2 separate regions of the Homo sapiens genome follow, and region 2 is linked to region 1. A link is an interaction called in ENCODE POLR2A ChIA-PET data of the cell type or tissue named here. Cell type or tissue: MCF 10A. All regions are shown on one strand. Links, peaks and the distances in the headings refer to the core of each region. The heading gives the core; the rest is flanking DNA.

Region 1 (11,227 bases), core at 2,595-7,594:
TTTGGTTTACTTAAAGTTTACATAGTAAACTTTAAGGTTTAATGACTACCCTATTGGATTTCAGACTTGTATGGGGCCTGTAGCCCCTCTTTTTGGCCGATTTCTCCCATTTGGAATGGGTGTATTTGCCCAATGCCTGGACCCCCATTGTATCTAGGAAGTAACTAACTTGGTTTTGATTTTACAGGCTCATAGGCAGAAGGGCCTTGCCTTGTCTCAGATGAGACTTTGGACTTGGACTTTTGGGTTAATGCTGGAATGAATTAAGACTTTGGGGGACTGTTGGGAAGACACGATTGTGCTTTGAAATGTGAGGATATAAAATTTGGAAGGGGCCAGGGGTAGAATGATATGGTTTGGCTGTGTCCCTACCCAAAATTTCATCTTGAATTATAATCCCCATAATACCCATATTTCAAGAGCAGGACCAGGTGGAGGTAATTGGATCATGCAGGCAGTTTCCCCCATGCTGTTCTTGTGATAGTGAGTGTGTGCCTGATGGTTTTATAAGGGGGCTCTTCCCGCTTCGCTTGGCACTCACTTCATCCTGTCACCCTGTAAAGAAGGTGCCTGCTTCTCCTTTGCCTTCCACCATGATTGTAAATTTCCTGAGTCCTCTCCAGCAATGTAAAACTATGAGTTAATAAACCTCTTTCTTGTATAAATTACCAGTCTCAGGTATTTCTACTTCTTCTTCTTCTTCTTTTTTTTTTTTTTGAGATGGAGTCTTGCTCTATCACCAGGCTGGAGTGCAGTGGCACGATCTCAGCTCACTGTAACCTCCTTCCAGGTTCAAGCGATTCTTCTGCCTCAGCCTCTCAAGTAGCTGGGATTACAGGCCTGTGACATGATGCCTGGCTAATTTTTGTATTTTTAGTAGAGATGGGGTTTTGCCACGTTGGCCAGGCTTGTCTTGAACTTCTGACCTCAAGTGATCTGCCTGCCTTGGCCTCCCGAAGTGCTAGGATTACAGACATGAGTCACTGCACCCAGCTGGGGATTTTTTTATAGCAGTGTGAGAATGGACTAACACAAAGCCCCAACACTGGCTTCTTATACTTTACTAGAAGAAGAGGAAAGTGACTTCTTAGCATGTCATGTAAGGTCCTTTTTTGAACTGGCTCCTGCCAACCTTCTCCAGCCTCACCTTGCTCAGGCCTCAGGACCTTTGTGCTCACTGCTCCCTCCTCCTTGAACATGCTTTACCCAAATGCTTCGCCACTCACTACCTTGCCTCCTTCAGGTCTCCGCTAAGGATGTGTTCATCAAGACGCCTTTTCTGGCTACCTGTCATGAAATAGGAGCCCCTTACTCTGCATTATTTCCCCCCTCAGCACTTACCTCCTCATGAATATTATGCCTTGGTTTGCTTATTGGTTTGGTTTTTTTCTTGTCTTTCCCCTAGAATGGAAGAGCCATGAGGGCAGGGGCTTTGTGTACATTTGCTCATGGTGCCTAAACCCAGTGCCTGAATAGGGCCCTGCATATAGTAAGCACTCAGCAGGTGCAATAAACTTCTTGCCTCTTCCTGCCACACAAATCTGGGCTCCTGCAACACTGAACTGCTTTTTGCTGCCCACCCACACCGCTCTTACCTCCAAACCTCTGCTCATGCTGATCCTCCTGCCTGGAGGGTCCTTCCTCCTTTGTTTTTCAAATTTTCATTTAATTAAAAAAATTATTTGTACACATATTTTCCAGAGATGGAGTCTCACTCTGTTGCCCAGGCTGAAGTGCAGTGGCACAATCATAGCTCACTGAAGCCTCAACCACCTAGACTCAAGCCATCCTCCCACCTCAGCCTTCCAAGTAGCTAGGTGCACACCACCATGCCCAGCTAATTTTGTATTTTCTGTAGAGATGACGTCTTGCTTCTCTGGTCTCAAACAAACAAGTTCAACCAACTCCTTCCTCAGGCTGGTTTCAAACTTCTGGCCTCCCAAACAACCTTCAGCCTCAGCCTCCCAAAGTACTGAGATTATAGGCATGAGCCACAGTGCCTGGCCATTTGCATAGATATATTCTATGGCTCCTTTAGGATTCTGCTTGTGTTATCAGCTCCCCTAGGCATCCCTCCCTGACCACTTCCCCTCTGCCTGGTCAAGTACCCTTCCTGGGCTCCTGTGGTATCTCAGACATCTCAATTGCAGTACTTGTCACTGCACTTTTGAAGGATGTTTGTTGTATACATGCTTGCTTATTGTGAGCATCTTGTGAGCCAACTCCCGCCCTGCTAAACCCTTGGCAAAGGGCCGGAAGTAGTCAATGCTGAGTGAATGTTTTTATGAATGAATGAATGAATGAATGAATGAATGAATGGAGTTAGCTTAGGTTTAGCCATAGGTCTTATTCAGTGACCCTGAGCAATCTCTGTCCCTCTCTGGGCCCCAGTTTTTCTCAATCTGTATAGTCAAGCTGGGTCTAACTAACCATCTGTGTTTATTAACACTGCAATTCTGCTCCTAGCCCCTGGGGTTCTAATCCTATTGGGGGAGGCAGATGTCTGCCTGGATTGCACCCCCATGGATCATTCTGATGTTTCAACAGCTAGATCCATGAAGACCCATTCCCACTCCGCAGACCCGAGACTCTGCTTTATAAGAAACCAGGTGAAAGCAGCACGTGTAGGCTCCTGGAGGACAGTCTTGGAGGACTCCCTGGGATGGGGGAACACAGGCAGGAAAAAAAGTGACCGCCTCCAGCTTACCCCCTCCCCTATCAGGGCTGCGGACTGAAACGGGGAAGAAAAACAAGCACAGCTGCACAGGACAATTTAGCCCTTTCACCATGACTTAAGCTCCCAGCCGCCTGTTGCGTGAGGCCGCAACATGACCCCGGCCCCCTCCGTGGCGCCACCGCCATAGCATCTGCCCAGTTTTGTTCATACCGTAAGGAAGAGGCCTGGGGTGTCCTTGGGTAGCCCCAGAGCTCTGAAGTGGGGCCATAGAGGGAAAGGGGCCGTCCCTGTGGGAAAAGAGGGAGAGGAAGCTAGAATGTCGGGGAGGGAGACATCTCAGTGCTGAGAATCCAGGGATGGGAGGAAGCTGAGCTAAGCTGTGGCTATTTGGGGTGTGTGTGGTTTGGGGAGCCCCTCTACTATTTTTTTTTTTTTTTGCAGCTGGACCACTGTAAGGGGATGTGGGCAAATTGTACAAGCCCTCAGGGTCCCCCTTACCTTCTCTGTGAAATAGGTGTGGTAACTCTGTTGATGCTGTGAAGAGGCCAGTCAGGTATTTGCCCCTCCCAGCATGCTGTGTGGCCCTGGAGAAGACAGTTACTCTCTCCCTGAGGACATCTTTGCAAGGCAGGTGGGGGCAGAATAGAGATGTCTAAGGCAGCCTGTATCTGAAGCGCCCCATCCTTACACAGCATATCAAGAGTATGTAGCATTAACACAATTTATTACTGTTGATATTGGCCTTGATCACCTGGCCGAGGTCATATTTGTCAGATTTCTCCACGGTAAAGTTACTCTTTCTCCTCTTTCCCATACTGTAACTTTTGGAAGGAAGTCACTATGTGCAGTCCACACTTTAGGAGTGGAAGTTATTTATTTATGCTGTGTCTTCTTGGGGGTGAAGTATCTACATAAACTATTTGGAATTCTTCTGCACAGGAAATTTGCCTAATCTCTCACACTTACAGCCATGTGCTGCATAATAACACTTCGGTCAACAACGATGGTGGTCCCGTAAGATTATAATGGAGCTGAGAAATTCCCATTGCCTAGACCTTCCGGTAGGACAAGATGTGGAGGTGATAGGTAGTGGTACTGATGATCATGATCCAGTGTAGGCCTAGGCTAATATGTGTGTTTGCATTTTTTTTTTTTTTGACATGGAGTTTTGCTCTTGTCGCCCAGGCTGGAGTGCAGTGGTACAATCTCGGCTCACTGCAACCTTCGCCTCCTGGGTTCAAGCGACTCTCCTGCCTCAGCCTCCCAAGCAGCTGGGATTACAGGCCTGTGCCACCACACCTGGCTAATTTTTGTATTTTTAGTAGAGATGGAGTTTCCCCATGTTGGCCAGGCTGGTCTTGAACTCCTGACCTCAGGTAATCCACCAGCCTTGGCCTCCCAAAGTGCTGGGATTACAGGTGTGAGCCACCGCACCCGGCCTGTGTTTGCAGTTTAGTTATTTTTATTTTTTGTTTTAATTTTTAGCAACAAGGTGTCACTCTGTGGCCCAGGCTGGAAGGCAGTGGAGGGATCCTAGCTCACTGCAGTCTTGACTTCCTGGGTTGAAGCCATCCTCCTATATCAGCCTCCAGATTAGCTGAGACTACAGGCATGCATCACCATGCCCAGCTAATTTTTCTTTTAATAGATAGTCTTGCTATGTTACCCAGGCTGGTCTTGAACTCCTGGCCTCAAACTATCCTCCTGCCCTCAAACTATCCTCCTGCCTCTGCCTCCCAAAGTGCTGGGATTATAGGCACCAGCCACTGCATCTGGCCTTCCATTTTAGTTTTTAACAAAAATGTTTAAAAATTAAAACAAATTTAAAAATAGAAAAAAGCTTATGGAATAAAGATATAAAGAAAGAAAATATTTTTTGTACACTGGTTTAATGTGTTGGTGTTTTAAGTTGCTATTACAAAAGAGTCAAAAGTTTTAAAAATTAAAAAGTTTAGAAAGTAAAAAAATTTACGGCTAAGTTTAATTTATTATTAAAGAAAGAAAAATATTTTTAGGGCCTGGCACGGTGGCTCACGCCTGTAATCCCAACACTCTGGGAGGCCGAGGCGAGTGGATCATCTGAGGTCATGAGTTCAAGACAAGCCTGGCCAACATGGTGACACCTCACCTCTACTAAAAATACAAAAATTAGTCAGGCATGGTGGCGGGCATTTGTAATTCCAGCTACTCGGGAGGCTGAGGCAGGAGAATCTCTTGAACCCAGGAGACGGAGGTTGCAGTGAGCCGAGGTTGTGCCACTGCACACCAACCTGGGTGACAAGAGCGAAACTCTGTCTCAAAAAAAAAAAGAAAAAGAAAAATATTTGTATAAATTCCATGTAATCTAAGTGTACAATGTTTATAAAGTCTACAGTAGGGTACAGTAATGTCCTAGGCCTTCACATTCACTCACGACTCACTCACTGACTCACCCAGAGCAACTTCCTGTTTTGCAAGCTTCATTCATGGTAAGTGTATGTTAATGGTTCCTTTTGTATATTTAGATACACAAATACTTACCATTATGTTACAATTGCCTGCAGTATTCAGTACAATAACACAGTGTACAGGTTTGTAGCCTAGGAGCACTAGGCTATACCATATAGCCTAGATGTGTAGCTGGCTATACCACCTAGGTTTGTGTAAGTACACTGACGTTCACACAATGACGAAACTGCCTAACAGTGCATTTATCAGAACATATCCCTGTAACAATGCATTTATCAGAAAGCATCCCTGTCAATAAGGGACAAGTGACTGTTTATTTATGCACTCATTTATTTATATCAGTGTATGCTTTATTTTCTTGTTCAAGTTGTTCCATCCAGCTTTGGTCATTAGAAGCTCTTTCAGTTGTTTTCTGTGTCCCTTTCACATCCTTCCATCATTGTGGATTTCTTTGTTTTTTTAAGGCATTTTCTTATGATGCTCCAGGCTCATCTTGTACATTGTACATTTTCTACCCCAGTCCTTGCTTGAATCACCCATTTCTCTCTCTCTCTCTCTCTCTCTCTCTCTCTTTCTCTCTCTAAGACAGAATCTTGCTCTGTTGCCCAGGCTGGAGTGCAGTGGTGTGATCTCAGCTCACTGCAACCTCTGCCTCCCAGACTCAAGCCATCCTCCCACGTCATCTTCCTGAGTAGCTGGGACTACAGGCACATGCCACCACGCCCAACTGATTTTTGTATTTTTTGTAGAGACAGAGTTTCGCCATGTTGATCAGGCTGGCCTGAACTCCTGGGCTCAAGCAATCCACCTGCCTCAGACTCCCGATGTGTTGGGATTACAGGCATAAGCCACCATGTCCAGCCTGAATCAGCCATTTCTCCAGGGATCCCTGTTTTCTTTTACTGGAGAATGGAATTAGACACCAAAACCTGGATGTTAAGTGTGCTTGTTGCTACTGCAATGTCAGTGCTTCTAAGTGTTCTCAGCTGATAGAACAAGAAAATATATGTATATATGAACTTCTTTATATACACATACCTATAAACATTTCTGTATGCAACTATCTATCAACTTACCTATCTGCATTGGGAAGCTACTGTCTCCAAGTCAAATCCATTGCCACATGGATCATTCTAGTCCCTTGCTTGTTGGTAATCTCTCACTCCAACAGTGAGAAACCTCATCGTTCTTCTCTTGAGAATCAAATTGTCTGGACTTTGGCTAGTGGGAGCCCCTTTAAGTTGGCTCCTTTAGACTTGGCCTCATCATTCATTGAGTGTTTCCTTGCATTTTGACATGAGATGCTTCAGGTTCACCATTCACTTTCCCTGCCCAATCCTGGAATCAGCCATTTTTCTAAGGACACTAGTTCTGTTTAGTAGGGAATGATGGCATTTAGGAGACAAGATCTGGGCCCTGGGTGTGCTAATTGCTATAGGTATGTTGCTTTTCCCTGGTCTGCTCATATCAATGTCTCCAGTTAACACTCATAGCCATAGCCACAGATCCTTCCTCCACTCCATATTTTTGACTTCCTTTTCCCATAGTGAGAACGCTGAGTCCCAAAACATCAGCACATTTACTCATTTCTTCCATCATACAACACAGAGATAGTAGTTTTAGAATTATAACACTAAATACCTAGACTCCTGTGGTTACACTTACTTAAATTATTTTCTTTGTGTGGCTATATTATTATTTGACATTTAGTTAAGCTCATCTCTTTACTCTTTGTTTATAAGTTTACAGTTTACATTTTTATCTTTTTATTTAATTTTATTTTTGAGAATGTAAAATATTTGCATGGTTAAAAAGTCAAAAATCCTGTACAAATATATTCAGAGGAATCTCACTCCCATCTCTTTCTTCTCCATTGATATTCCCACTAACTTCTTATGAGTAACCATTTGCAATAAGTTTCCGATTTATCCTTCCTGGGTTTCTTTTGCATAATTATTTAAATATGTATGTAAATAAATAAATGTTTTCTTTTTTATTTTCTTAAAAGTTTGCATAGTATAGGTAGTCCTTTATTTTGCTTTTACCTTATTTTGTTGTTTAACAATATATGCTGGAAATCACTCCCTGTAGGTTTACAGAGATCTTCCTTCTTGCCTTCATGGCTGCATAACATTCTCTCATGTGGTACCATAGTTTATTCATCCAGTTTTCTACAGATGGGCATTTGTGTATTTTCAACATTTTGTATTATAAATAATTCCTCAATAAATAACCTTGCATACACATTTTTCATATTTGTGGAATTATATCTTTAGGATAAATCCTAGAAGTAAATATCCTGGATCAAAGAGTAAATGCATATCCTGTTTTGTTCTATATTACAAATTCCTTCCTAGAAGTTTTATTGCCAACAGGCATTATTGACAATTTATAAGAGTAGCTATTTGCTCAAAGCCTCACCAGCAGGTATTGTCAAGCTTTTGAAATTTTGCCAATGTGATAGATGAAAAATGGCATTTCAGTGCAGTTTTGATTTACTTAAAAAATTCTCATATGTGCCAGGCCCATTGTACATATGTTTCCCGAGGACATGTGTTGGGTCATTTCAAACAATACCAATATACTGGATCTTAGGGCTGACCTAATCCTATGGATGTTTGGTGGCTGTGGCTCTCCACCATGCCTTTGGGGCCAGCAGGGTCTCCACAGAGGGTCCCAGCTTCTCAATACCCTCCTCTGGTTCCTGAAGGCTACTGACCCTGCCCTGAGTCCCCCACCAGTCGAGAAACTGCTTCCTCCACACAAAGAAGACTCTGAGTGAGGAGGATGACTTGGCTTCTGAAAAATGCTGAAGTCTTGACCTCCTCCACAATTCTGAGGGCCAGCTGGGGCCGAGGAATGATGGAGCCAGGACCTCAGGGTAGGAAGGACTAGTATGAACTGCTGCTTGAGGAAGCTGGATTTGGAGACACAGGGCAGGCTGTCTCCCCAGGATGAGTGGTCTAGCCTCTGATGACCTCTTGGCTTCAAAACTCACTAACTCTCTCCTCCTCTGGCTGCCTGAATAACCTCCCTAAAGCTTAGAGATGACCAGGGATTACAAACTTCTTCTGGCTCTCCAGGCTCTGACCCTCTTTCCCAATGGGACTTCCTCCATTACCTAATGCGCTCTATATAAATCTATCCAGCCATCCAGATACCCAGCCATCCATCCATATTAGTTATCTATTGATGCGTAACATAACAAATTATTTCATAACTCAGCATCTGAGACAACAATAAACATTTATTGTTTCACACAGTTTCTGTAGATCAGGTGTTTGGAAGCAGCCTCACTGGGTGGTTGTAACTCAGGGTCTCTCATGAGGTTGCAGTCAAGCTGTCAGCTTGGGCTGCAATCATCTAAGGCTAGACTGGGCTGGAGAAGCTGCTTCCAAGGTGACTCACTCACATGGCTGGCAAGTTGGTGCCGGCCATTGGCAAGAAGAAGCCTCAGTTCCTCGCCACCTGGGTGTTTCCACAGGGCTGTTTGAGTATCCTAACAAAATGGCAGCTGGCTTTCCCCATAGCAAGCAATCCAAGAAACAGCCAGGCAGAAGCCACAGTGTCTTTTGTGACCTAGTTTCTGAAATCACAAGCTATTACTTCTTCTACATTTGGCTGTCTACAGGGGAGTCTCTAAGTTCAGCCCACACTGAAGGGGGCTCCAGAGTGTTAAGAAATTTGGGGACATATTTTAAAATCATCACACCATCTATCCACTTAGCCAACAAAGATGTATTAGGCACCTGCTGTGTGCCTGGCCCTGTGAGTAGCTCACAGTCCAGAACCTTGAGGAGTATAACAAGTAGGTAGGGGTGCAAATTCAAATGTCCACAGGGCCCAAGGAGTAGCATGAATGAGTAAACTGAGCCAGGTGGGGACTCTGGTGAGCTGGATAGCATGCGCCTAAAGGCAGAGGATGCTGCCCAGCTCCGGAGTGTCTGTGAAGCCTCCCAATTTTTAGATGTTGAGAATTAATTCCATTTTCACTTTTTTTTTTAACCTTCTCTTTGCCTGATTTGGCCTATCCACTGACAGTTTGCAAGCTCTGATGCAGCCACACCAAATTTCTCAATGTTCCCCCAAACATTGATTCATTCAACAAACATTTACATGCACTGGGCCCCTTTCATGCATTACAGAAATAACTTGCACACACTGTTTCTTTGGCTTGGAATGCCTTCTTATTTTTCTCCCCATGATGAACTTCTATTCCTCCTTCAAAACCCAGGTGTAAATGTCCCTTTCTCTGGGAAACCTCATCTGACCCAATCTCTAGGGGGTGTTATTGGTTCCCTCCTCTAGGTTCCTACCATATTTGTGTCTGTAGTTCCATCAATACACCCCTGCCTCACTCACCAGAAGGTGGGCTCCTGGGGGTTGAATAAAAAGACAGGTGCCACTGAGCAGGGTGGAGAAGATTGTGCGGGGCCACCTAGCAGGGCTTCCCAGGGGAGGTGGTCCTGGAAGGAGGAGCAGGACTTGCAGAACAGGGGTCCCCTGGCGGGGGAAAGAGGAGAGCAAAACCAGAGGCAGGAAAGCATGGGTGGGGCCTGAAGCTAGGAGGGTCCCGGCTCCTTCCTCCGTAGAGCTCACCCAGCCAGCAAGGTTCTTGGCTGCCTCCCCAGATGATGAGGGGCGAGGCCTGCAGGCCCAGAGGAGCCCAAAGTAATCAGGGGAAGGGAGACTGCTGGAACAAGAAACCCAAGTCCTGAATGAGTCATCGATGGAGTCTGTCCTACAATAACAAGAAAGGGCTGGACTGGAAGGGAAAGAGAAACTCCAGAGATGAAGGACTTCTCCAGAGGCTCAGGGATGTGCTGGGGGGAGCTACACAGCCCTCTATGTCCCCTGACTTGGAGTATCCAGCCCCAAGTCCCCCCAGAGCCCTGGCTTTTGGCTTCCACCACCCTTGGAGCCCAACTCTTCTCCAGCACCCCATGTCAGCCCCCTTGCTGGTGGGTCTCCCTGTAGCCCCTGCCCCCTCCCACGGTCTCCTCCACCCAGGCACTGGAGGAACCTTTTGAAGGGAGTCAGCCGGCGGGGGGGTGGTCAAGAAAAACCTAATCTGATAATATTACTCCCTCCTGAATTCCTTCCCATGGGTTTTCATGGCTCTAAGGAGAAAATTCAAACTCTCTGGTCTACGGAGCCTTGCCCATGCCTCCCACCTCCTCTTGTGTCCCTGTCCCCATCACTCTCTGGCTTTTTTCTGCCTCCAACATGCTCTCCTGCCACAGGCCTTTTGCATGTGGTGTTCCCTCTGACTTTAATGCTTTTCTCTGACTTTTTCTTCTTCTGTTTTTTTGAGACGGAGTCTTGCTCTGTCACCAGGCTGGAGTGCTGCAGCGCAATCTCGGCTCACTGCAACCTCCGACTCCCTGGTTCAAGCGATTCTCCTGCCTCAGCTTCCCAAGTAGCCGGGATTACAGGCATGCGCCACCACACCCAGCTAATTTTTGTATTTTTAGTAGAGACGGGGTTTCATCATGTTGGCCAGGATGGTCTCGATCTCCTGACCTCGTGATTTGCCTGCCTCAGCCTCCCAAAGAGCTGGGATTACAGGTGTGACCCACCGAGCCCAGCCTTCCCTGACTTCTTATGTTTTCTCTTTGAATCCCAGCTTAAGCCCTCAGGGCCACCCTCCTGGACCTCCAGTGGGTTCCATTGATTTGTGCTCTTTTTTCCCCTTTAAGACCTTACCACCATTTGTATAAGGCACTCATTATTAAGATCTGACTCTCTTCTAGACTGTGAGCTACATGAAGGCAGGGACTGTCTGTCATGTTCACCCTGATATGGCCAGCATCCAGCACGCTGTCTCTGGCACAGAGTGGACACTCAATAAATGCATCTTATGACCTCCATCCCTAGTGAGACGTGACAAATGCGTGTGTTGTTGCCTCACAGCAGACGGGAAACAGGCAAAGCAGAGGTTATGGGTTCCATTTTACAGGTAGAAAACTGAGGTTCTGAGAATTCAGGCAAACCCCCAAGATGCCTCACGGAGTTAGTGGGTAGAGAGGGGCCTGAACTCAAGGTCTCCGCTTATACAGCACAGGCTGCTCCATCAAGAGGCCGATTTAAGGACAGATGAAG
Region 2 (11,227 bases), core at 2,199-7,198, 980 kb after region 1:
CATCTCTACAAAAAAAATAATAAATTAGGCAGGAGTGGTGGCTCACTCCTGTATTCCCAGCTACTCGAGAGGCTGAGGTGGGAGGATCACTTGAGCCCAGGAGCTTAAGGCAGTGAGCCACGATCACGCCACTGCACTCCAGCCTGGGTGACAGAGCGAGACCCTGCCCCCACCCGACCCTGCCCCCACCCCACCCTGCCACCAAAAAATACACGTAAAAAATAATTGGCTGGGCATGGTGGGTTACGCCCAAAGTGTAAGCCCAACACTTTGACAGGCCAAGGCAGAAGCATCACTTGAACCCAGGAGTTTGAAACCAGCCTGGGCAACAGAGTGGGACCCTGTTGCTATAAAAAATTTAAAAATTAGCCGGACATGGTGGTACACACCTGTAGTCCCAGCTACTCAGAAGGCTGAGGCAGGAGAATTGCTCCAGCTGGGAGGTCTAGGCTGCAGTGAGCCAATGAGTCGTGATTGCGCCACCCTGAGTGACGGGGTGAGAGATCCTGTTTAAAAAAAAAAAAAAATTGAATTGAAAGCAAGGACTCAAGATACTAATGTTCATAGCAGCATTATTCACAATAGCCAAAAGATGGAAACAACTAAGAGTCCATAAACAGATGAATGGATAAGCAAAACGTAGTATATACATACAATGGAGTATTACTCAGCCATAAAGGAAATGAAATTCTGATACATGCTACAACATGAATGAACCTTGAAAACATTATGAGCTTTGAATAAATATATATGAAATAAGCTAGACACAAAAGGACAAATATTGTATGAGTCCCCTTATATGAGGTACCTGGAATAGGCAAATTCAGAGACAGAAAGTAGAATTGAGGTTACCAAGGGCTGGAGGGAAGGGAAATGGGGAGATATTGTTTACTGGGTACAGAGTTTCAGTTTGCAAAGATGAAAAAGTTCTAGAAATAGACAGTGATGACGGTTATACAACACTGCAAATACCACTGAATTGTAAACTTAACAATGGTTAAAATGGTAAATTTGTTACATATATTTTGTCACAATTTTTTAAAAATCTGTTTCTTTTTACCCATTTATTTATTTATTTATTTAGAGACAGGGTCTCACTCTGTCACCCAGGCTGGAGTACAATGGCACAAACATAACTCACTGTAGCCTCAAACTCTTATGCTCAAGTGATCCTCCTGCCTCAGCCTCCCAAAGTGTTGAGATTACAGGCATCATCCCTTTTTGCTTTTTAAATGTGGCTACTGGAAAATGTAAAATTATACATAGTCTGTATTATATTTCTGTGGGGAAGCCCTGGGGTAGAGACAATCCTAAAGACCTGCCTCACAGGGCGCAGTGGCTCACGCCTGTAATCCCAGCACTTTGGGAGGCTGAGGTGGGCAGATCACCTGAGGTCAGGAGTTTGAGACCAGCCTGACCAACATGGAGAAACCCCGTCTCTAATAAAAATACAAAAAAATTAGCCGGACATGGTGGCAGGTGCCTGTAATCCCAGCTACTTGGGAGGCTGAGGCAAGAGAATCGCTTGAACTCGGGAGACGGAGGTTGCAGTGGGCCGAGATCACGCCACTGCACTCCAGCCTGGGCAACAAGAGTGAAACTCCATCTCAAAAAAAAAAAAAGGCCTGCCGCCACCTTGGCTCTGCTGCTTCACTGCTTTGCACCATGTTTCCAACATGAAGTAACCGAAGAATAATAAAAACAACCTTCGTAAGTAAACAGAGCCGGACTTACACACGAGTATTGCTTCCCTTTCAGCCTGGTCACTTCAGAAGGTCATGTGCCTGGGGCAACAGGATGGCCACTTTTCACATCAGCTCTGTCTACCATGGGAATGGCCTTCAAAGCTTGAGGCTCTTTTTCTTCCCAGCCAGAATCCTCAGAGCTGGCAGATCTTCATCCTCCCAGGAAGGATTTGACTTCTGGAAAGAGCCCAACATCATCTGGTTCCAAGTGCAGTGAATCAGGTGGCACTGAGCTCAGGAATACCATTTTTGGTCAAATACAAGGTATGATGCTCAGACTCCAAGCAGATTACTTGGGGTGGCTCATAAACTGGCCCTGAAGTGAATTCCAAGGCGGCTGCAAGAACAGCTTCACTGGAAGAAATGTAACAGCCTCTACCAGCACCACCACCATGTGAATACCAAAGCTTAAGAACGCGTCCTCATTTCTCCGCAGTTGCACCTCATAAAGTGTGCATTTTTTAAAACGCCCTTGGCCCCAAGCTTTTTGCTTAAGGCTGTAACAAGCTTTATGAGCTTATAAATACTCAGATTTACTAGTGTTACTACTAACAGCAACATTGTGATAAGAAATATTTGGAGTGGTACAATAGAAAGATAGGGCAAGAGTTGGGAAGCAGAGGACAAAAGCCCCTGCTCTATCTGCAAGTAGCTACACTTTGGGCTAATAATCTCTTGACCTCTGGAGACGGGATGTTCTCATGAGCCAAGCAACAATGATACCTATAATACATTTAGGCCTTTTTTTAAAAAATGGCAATTAGACAAAATATAACAAGAGCCATAAAAGTGATTATATCCTTTGACTGAATAACTTACTTCCTAGAATTTATAGTAAGGAAACAATTCAAAAGAAGAAAAAGCCTTCAGGTACAAAAAAGTTCATGGCAGCACTATTCATAATACTGAAAAACAGGAAGCAACCCAGGCGTCCAACAATCAGGAAGCAGTTAACCCAGTGATGGTACATCATGGCATAATCCCTCTTCACTAACCCGGCAAATATAAACATTGTGTATCAGGTCAGTGGAAAGTCTTTGCAAAGTAACAGTAATTGAAAAAAATAAGCAATTGTATAAACACTATGATTGGAACCATCTATAAGCTGATTTCATGGGCTAAAGATCAAAAGATGCTACAGAAACATAAATAGTTGCTGTTAAGGTGAATAAGTCATGAGTTTTAATTTTTTGGAATGTTATGAAACAATAAAGTATCTAAGAAAAATCTATGCCCTACCTACTTCCTTCACAAGACTTTTGTTAGGGTATAATGTCATACTGTCCAATAAAGCTTTCTGCAGTGATGGAAATGTTCTGTATTTGTGTTCTCCAAATGGTAGCCACCAGCCACATGTGGCTGTTGAAAACTTAAATGTTACAGAGAAACTGAATTTTTCATTTTATTTAACTAATTAACAATAAAAAGCCACATGTGGCCAAAGGTTCCCTACTGGACAGCACAGGTGTAACAGGAGGGTGGTTGTGAAAAGGTTCTGGAAACATAAACTGCTCTACACACACTGTGCGCCGTACGGCTCTCATCTAGTTCTCTCTGCACCTCTGTGCTTTACTTCCCAGCCCTCCTGCCAGTATTTCTGGGCTTTCCTTTCCTGATGACCAAAGTCAAACAAGTCCTATTCATCCTGCAGATCTCAACTAGGAGACACCCCTTCGACTGGCTGTGACAGGTTTTGTTCCCTGGCCATTGTTCCAGCAGCAGCAGCAGTCGGCAAATGAACGGCCAGGTGTTGCGAACAGCACTTTACAGGCAGCAACTCGCATACTTCACCACCACACTGGGAGGTGGTATTACTAATGAGGATGAGGAAACCAAGGCTTGGAGAGGTTATATGACCTACCCAGGGATAACCTGGCTGATAAGTGGCAAAGGCAAGATTCAAAGGGGCTGGCTTCCCCAGAGTCAGGGCGCTTACCCAGTATGTCAATCGTTTTCAAACTGCAGGCTGTGGCCCATTAGTGAGCCAGGAAAACCATTTAGGGGGCTGCAACCAGCATTTTTTATTAGCCAGCACTTTATTTAAGTAGGTAAATAACAATAGAAAATATCAAAGAGTATCACATTAAGGGCCGGTATTATATCCTGAAGCTTTTTCAACATCCATCTACATCTGAGCATGCATGTGCTGGATCAAATTTTAGAATGTTATTTCTTATTGTTTGAGAAATATTACACTGGAATCTACTGTTTTCTATTTGATCCATTGTAATCTCTTGAACAGCAAGGATCTTGGGTACATCTTGAGTTTATTCCAGGTCCTGACTCATAAATATTTGGTAAATGACTAAGCCTATGCCTCTGTTTCCCACCTCGAAAGCAAGAGCAGATGCCTCAACCAACAGAGTCATCATTTAACGACAAGGAGGAGCTGAGAGGCCACGAGGTTTCCCTAGACTCTCCTGATGAGTCAGGGCAGAGCTGCTATCCTGGTCTCTAGCCCTGTCCTGCTCCAGACTTGCTTACAGGTAGAGGTTTTTATACACCAGGGGACTTTCATACCCCATCAGAATTTAACAAAAGGTGCATAATTAATTATTACTGAACGTGGCAAATAATTTCATGAGGTTACTGGACACTGCGAAGTTCACCCCTGAATGCCAGACACTGGTGACGTAAGACATTAATTCATTGGACAAATATTTATTGTGAATCTACTATGTGCCAGGCACTGGTCTAATCCCTGCCACGGAGTTTCCATTCAGTTAGAAGTACTCACATACACACATACACATGCAATGTCAGGGGTGAGTATTACAATACATACAGGAAGGAAGAAGAGGATAGTACTATTTAATATGAGGTGGTCGGGGAAGGGCCTCTCTGCAAAGGTGACATTTCAACAGAGGAAAGAAGAAAGCAAAGGAAGAAGTCATTTAAACATCTGCCAGAGTATCCCAGGATGGAGGGACGGCAAGGGCCAAGTCCCTGAGGCAGGAATAAGCATCATGATCAAGAACAGTCAAGTAAGCAAGCTGCAGGCCATTATGAGGACTCTGGCCAGTCTCTGAGTGAAAAGGGAACTACTGGAAGGTTCTTAGCAAAGAAATCACATGGTCTCACTCATTTCAAAATGATCCCTCTGGCTGCTTTGTTGACAACAGACTGTAGGGGACAAGACTGAAAGCAAGGAGACCAGTGAAGAGGCTACTTTAACAGTCAAAAGACACATTTGCACCAGGGTGGTAGCTGTGGAGGTGGTAAATTCTCAGCTTACAGATATATTTTGGTGAAGGCCAACAGGAATGCTGAGGTGAAATCTGAAAGAAGTTAAAAATAATCCCTGAAGAAGGGGAAACTATCCTGTATGACACTATAATTAGGAATACAAAATATTAAGCATTTGTCAAAACCCAAAAATCTTGACAGCACAAAGAGTAAAGTTTAATGTATGCAAATATTTTTAAAAAGACATAGGAAGGCCATCACAGTGGCTCACACCCATAATCCCAGAACTGTGAGAGGCCAAGGCAGGAGGATTGCTTGAGCCCGGCAGTTTGCGACCAGCTTGGGCAACATAGTGAGACCCAGTTTTTAAAACACACCAACATACACACGCATGAAGTCAGGGTGTTCCAGGATGGAATGCAGAATGTGACATTCTGAATCCAAATGTATTAAACAACTTCACTGAAAGGGTAGTGGGGGAATAGGGTGCTGACCTAAGTAACTTTGAAAACGAGTGGAGCCTGTAAGACTGAAGGCAAAAGGAACTGCACGTACACACTGTACTCTAGCTGATAAGTTGTTTCCCACAGGGGATCGGGGGAGCAATTCTAAAACCACCATACATGTATGCTAAATGGAACAATTAAGTAAATGTATGGTGAATGGTGGGAGTCGGGTTTGTCACAGGTGGAGTGGGAGGTTACAGACAAGCAAGAGAAGGAAGCTAGAACACAGGTCCCCAACCCCCAGGCCACAGACCAGTACCAGTCCATGGCCTGTTAGGAACCAGGCCGCACAGCAGGAGGTGAGCAGCAGGTGAGCAAGCGAAGTTTCTTTTATATTTACAGCCGCTCCCCATCACTCACATTACCGTCTGAGTTCCACCTCCTATCAGATCAGCGGCTGCATTAGATTCTCATAGAAACACGAACCCTATTGTGAACTGTGCATGTGAGGGATCTAGGCTGTGTGCTCCTTATGAGAATCTAATGCCTGATGATCTGTCACTGTCTCCCATCACCCCCAGACGGGACTGTCTAGTTGTAGGAAAACAAGCTCAGGGCTCCCACTGATTCTACATTATGGTGAGTTGTATGATCATTCCATTATATATTACAATGTAATAGTAACAGAAATAAAGTGCACAATAAATGTAATGCACTTGAATCATCCCAAAACCATCCCCACCCCCAGGTCTGTGGAAAAATTGTCTTCCATGAAACCGGTCCCTGGTGCCAAAAAGGTTGGGGACTGCCAAGCTAGAACAATCCATGCAGTCATGGATAAGAGTTGGACATCAGTTATGTTTAGCTGAACGTAGATACAGGTGGTTATATATGGAAATACTTCTAGATCTGTGCATATATACGTATGTCTCTTACTCTGTCCACTGCGAAGGCCTAGAAGCAAGGACACTGAGAAGCACTGAGCATACCTAGAGCCCAGATCTTGTTTTCTGGGCCATTCTCCAATAAAAGGAGCCAGGGCTCCTTGGGAAATGGCTAATTCTAGGACTGGGGCAGAAACATACCAGATGAGTCTGGAATAGAAAGAAAGTGCTCAACAAAACAAAACAAAGCAAAACATATAGAGGGGGATATGTCAAAGGGATACAGGAGCCAAGTGGAAGAGCTCCCAATGGCCAATGGAGGAACAATTTCAGCAACAAAATAAAGTAGTACTGGATTCTGGTCCAAAGTATAAAATAAACATCCATGAGTTCAGGCCCGGCATGGTGGCTCACGCCTGTAATCCCAGGAGAGGGGATTCCTGTAATCAGGAGGCCAAGGCAGGTGGATCACCTGAGGTCAAGAGTTCAAGACCAGCCTGGCCAACATGGTGAAACTCTCTCTACTAAAAATACAAAAATTAGCCAGCCATGGTGGTAGGTGCCTGTAATCCCAGCTACTCAGGAGGCTGAGGCAGGAGAATCACTTAAACCCGGGAGGTGGAGGTTGCAGTGAGCCAAGACTGCACCACTGCACTCCAGCCTGGGCGACAGCGGGAGACCCTGTCTCAAAACAAAACAAATCCATGAGTTCACACCGATACAAATATATGACTCTGTAAGCAAAAAATAGGGGAACAGACAAATTTCCCACAGAGAACTCCAAATAATTTGCATTATATACTCTGCCTTTAAGCATGGGGCATAATTCCACACTCCTTAAATGTGTGCTGTACATAATGACTTTCTCCAAAAGTACAGTGCGGAAAGTGCAGGAGGAAAAGTAACTCTACACTGGAAAAGCCTGACTACTACCTCAAGCCAGGTGGCTCAAGCTAACAGATGTCAACAATGATAACTCATATCGATAGTATGTACCCTTGATATGATGTGATGAGAATAGCACTTTACTTCTGTGGTTGGATTAGTCCATTTTCATACCACTTTGAAGAAATACCCGAGACTGGGTAATTAATAAAGAAAAAGAGGTTTAACGGACTCACGGTTCCACATGGGTGGGTAGGCCTCACAATCACGGCAAAAGGCAAAGGGGAGGCAAGGGCATGTCTTATGTGACAGCAGGCAAGAGAGTGTGTGCAGGGGAACTGCCCTTTATAAAACCATCAGATCTCCTGAGACTTATTCACTATCAGGAGAATAGCATGGGAAAGACCCACCCCCATGATTCAATTGTCTCCCACCAGGACCCTCCCACAACATGGGGGGATTATGGGAGCTACAATTCAAGATGAGATTTGGGTGGGGACACAGCCGAACCCTATCAGTGGTCCTCCTCCCCAAAAACCCATTACCCTGATCTTACTCATGTCAAAAACAGGCAAATCCTAATTAAAGGTCCTTCTGCAAAATATCTGACCAGTCAGTACTATCTTCAAAACCCTCAAGTTCATCTAAAACAAGGGAAGTCTGAGAAACGATCACAGAGATGATGAGCCTAAAGAGATATGATGACTAAATGTAATAGGGTGCCCTGGATAATACCAGGACAGAAAAAGGACATTAGGGAAAAACTAAGGAAATGTGAATAAAGTACAGATTAGAGTTAATAATAATGTATCAATATTGGTTCAGTAATTGTGACATTTCAGATATTAGTAATAGGGGAAACGTGGGCTATATGGGCACTCACTGAAGTATCTTTGCGATAACTTTGTAAATCTAAAATTATTCTAAAACAAAAAGGTTATTGGGGAAAAAAAGAATGGGTCAACATTTCAAAACAAATAAATAAAAAACCACTGAGACAAGTATAGCTCTCAAGACTTAGCAAATACTAAATCTTCTCTTAAGACTGAAAAACTCAGATTTCACGACTGCCACAGGCCTTCATCTCCCAATGTTGTGTACTGTGCTGGTAGGCCATTCTTGGCTTCTAATGAAGTAACTTTAAATTCTATTGTGAAAATTCAGCTGAAAACAGACTGGGGAATAGAAACCAGTGTCAGAAGTTACTGTTTTAGGCCAGGCACAGTGGCTCTTGCCAGTAATCCCAAACACTTTGGGAGGTCCAGGAGGAAGGATATCTTGCCTCCAGGAGTTCAAGACCAGGCAGGAAAACATAGTGAGACTCCATCTCTATTTCAACTTTTTTTTAATTAAAAAGAAAAAAAAGCCGGGTGTGGTGGCTCCCGCCTATAATCCCAACACTCTGGGAGGCCGAGGCGGGTGGATCACCTGAGGTCGGGAGTTTGAGACCAGCCTGGCCAACATGGTGAAACCCTGTCTTTACTAAAGATACAAAAATTAGCCGGGCGTGGTGGCACACGTCTGTAATCCCAGCTATTCGGAAAGCTGAGGCAGGAGAATCGCTTGAACCCAAGAAGCGGAGGTTGCAGTGAGCCAAGATCCCGCCACTGCCCTTCAGCGTGGACGAGAGAGAGACTCCGTCTCTAAATAAATAAATAGAATGGCTTTAAAAAAAAAAAAAGGAAAGAAAAAGAAGTTACCGCTTTATGGCAATGGGTTGTACAGCCTGGCCCGTCCCATTAAAACAAATTCCTAAGAACCACGCAAAACTAGATTAGAATGCAAAGCTAAGCCACCTCTCTGGGCAAAGTCACACTGGTAGCCGGTGGGCTGAAACTGGTGTGCAGATGCCCTGCAAAATATAATTATTAATCTAAATGTGTTGTCACCATTTTAAAAATGTTTCTCATATTCATTTCTCGCTTCTCTTAGAATTCGTACAACAAACATGGACTGTGCACCTACTAAGGGCTTTACATTCACCACCTCGGTTTACCCCGCAGTACAAGCGTGTATGTCCATTTTAGAAGACGAAACTGAGGGCCAGAGAGGAACCGTGACTTGCCCACGGTAAGAGAGCCATACGGATTCGAACCCTGGCCAGATTCACTCTGGAGCTCAGGGTTCTCCTACTGCTCCACCCGTGGGAGGAAAGGCCCGGACCAGGCCATGAGGAGCCCTGGGTTCTGGCCCAGCCTCCGCACGAAAGCGCAGGGCTGCCCCAGGCGAGGCCCTCCGCCTCCCGGGGGGCTCAAATTCCCCTCCGGAAGTAACTTTCGAACAACCGCCGAGGGAACGTATTCAGGCCCTGAGCGGAGCGACAGCCGGGCCCACCAAGCGGCGCCGCTGGAGACAGGCCGGCCGGGAAAGCCAGGCCACCGCACCGAGGACGGCTCTCTCTCGGTTCCCACCCCACCGCAAAGCTGCGGCACTCACCTCCCGCGCCGCCGCGCCGCTCCCCCGGAAGTAGTTCCCTGCGACCCTGAGTCCCGGAAGTGACGCGCACTGAGCAACCAACCGGCTCTGTTCCGCCCGCGTTGCCAGGTTTCTGGGTGAGGCACCGCTGGGTTTTGTCGACTTTTGTCCCTGTTCTGTGGGTTCGAGCTGGACAAAGAGGTTTGGGGAAATGAAATCTAGAGCTTGTCAATTCTTTAAGCTCCTATATCACTCAGCTCGTTTCAGCAACATTTTTGTTTAATTAAAAAGAAAACAAAAGAAATTACTTCTCGGGGCTGGGCACGGTGGCTCACGCCTGTAATCCCAGCACTTTGGGAGGCCGAGGCGGACGGATCACTTGAGGTCAGGAGTTCGAGACCAGCCTGGTCAACATGGTGAAACCCCGTCTCTACCAAAAATACAAAAATTAGCCGGGCGTGGTGGCGGGCGCCTGTAATCCCAGCTGCTTGGGAGGCTGAGGCAAGAGAATCTCTTGAATCCCGGGAGGCAGAAGTTGCAGTGAGCCGAGATCGCGCCACTGCACTCCAGCCTGGGCGACAGAATGAGACTCTTCCTCAAAAAAAAAAAAAAAAAAAAAAAAAAGTTACTTATTCATCGCAATGGGCTGTATAGCTTGGCCCGTCTCATTGTAACAAATTCGTAAGAACTGCGCGAAACTAGATTAGAATTTTGTCCTATGCAAAGCTAAGCCATCTCCCAGAGCAGAGCACAGTCACAACTGGTAGCTGGTGAGCTAAAACGGGTGTGTAGCTGTCCTGCAAAATGTTCATCTGGATGTGTTGTCACTATTTCAAAAGTGTTTCTCACGTTCATTTCCTTAATTTTATGCCAGGTCCTGAGCTAGGAGCCTACAATGCAGAGAGGAGACAAACAGAAACACCTCTTGTAATTCAGACAGAAGCAAATCATTATAATTCATTCAAAAAGCATTCACTGAGCGCGTACTCTATGCTTTGTCCTTGTAACTGAGGACACAGTGCTAAAGCAGACACATACAGTCTCTGCCCTTGTGGTGCTTACAGTCCGTTGGAGGGAGACAGACTAATTAAATGAATGTGTAATCATATAACAGGATAAGTTTTTTGAAGGCAAAGAACAGTGTTCCATGATTAAGAAGGGGTGGGGGGCAAGTAGTAGGAGAAAAAGAAACCTAGATGAGAGTGTGATAACCAGCCTCCACCATAAACCCTGACGATTCTTGGCTCCTGATATCCATACCCCTCTGTAGTCACCTCCCACCAAGAATAAGACTGACCTGTATAACCCATAGGATATTGCGGAAATCTTGGAGCACGAGTTCCAAGATAAAGTCATAAAAGACATTGCAACTTCCTCTTTCCTCTGTCTTGATTGCTCATGGGGAATCCATGTTGTGAAGACACTCAAGCAGTCCTATGGAGAGGCTCGCATGGGGAGTAACTGAGCTGCCTGCCAACAACCAGCTCCAACTTGCCAGCCATGTGTATGAGCCAAGTGGCTCCAGCAGTCCTAGTCAAGCTTTCAAATGACTGTGGCCTGGCCAAAATCTTCAGTGTAAACTCAAGAGCAACCTTGAGCCAGAAATACCTTGCAATGCCACTTGAATGCCTGCCTCACAGAAATTGTGAAATACTAAATGTTATTG

What was found. ChIA-PET counts read pairs that join two places held together with the same protein. Peaks named below come from ENCODE experiments on the same cell type or tissue, not always from the same donor. Only the 100,000 strongest peaks of a DNase experiment are listed, where the experiment ranks them.
Region 2: POLR2A ChIA-PET joins it to region 1 with 5 read pairs; 1 of 35 experiments calls an interaction of 5 or more read pairs at or near these places.

Annotation. Positions count from the first base shown.
Region 1 is chr20:38,269,922-38,281,148 of GRCh38, reverse strand. The region is part of intron 1 of LOC149684 (a long non-coding RNA gene); the gene reads right to left. Among named protein-coding and RNA genes, the nearest start is that of KIAA1755, 15 kb to the right of the region's middle. RefSeq lists a silencer at 882-991. In MCF 10A, for the core only: no CTCF peak of the experiment used is centred there; a DNase peak (open chromatin) is centred at 5,118.
Region 2 is chr20:37,288,042-37,299,268 of GRCh38, reverse strand. MANBAL (mannosidase beta like) reads right to left here and starts at 9,614. Exons shown (of 3, transcript NM_001003897.2): 1 at 9,583-9,614. RefSeq lists enhancers at 7,402-7,511, 8,740-9,644, 9,717-9,826. In MCF 10A, for the core only: no CTCF peak of the experiment used is centred there; DNase peaks (open chromatin) are centred at 3,488 and 4,108.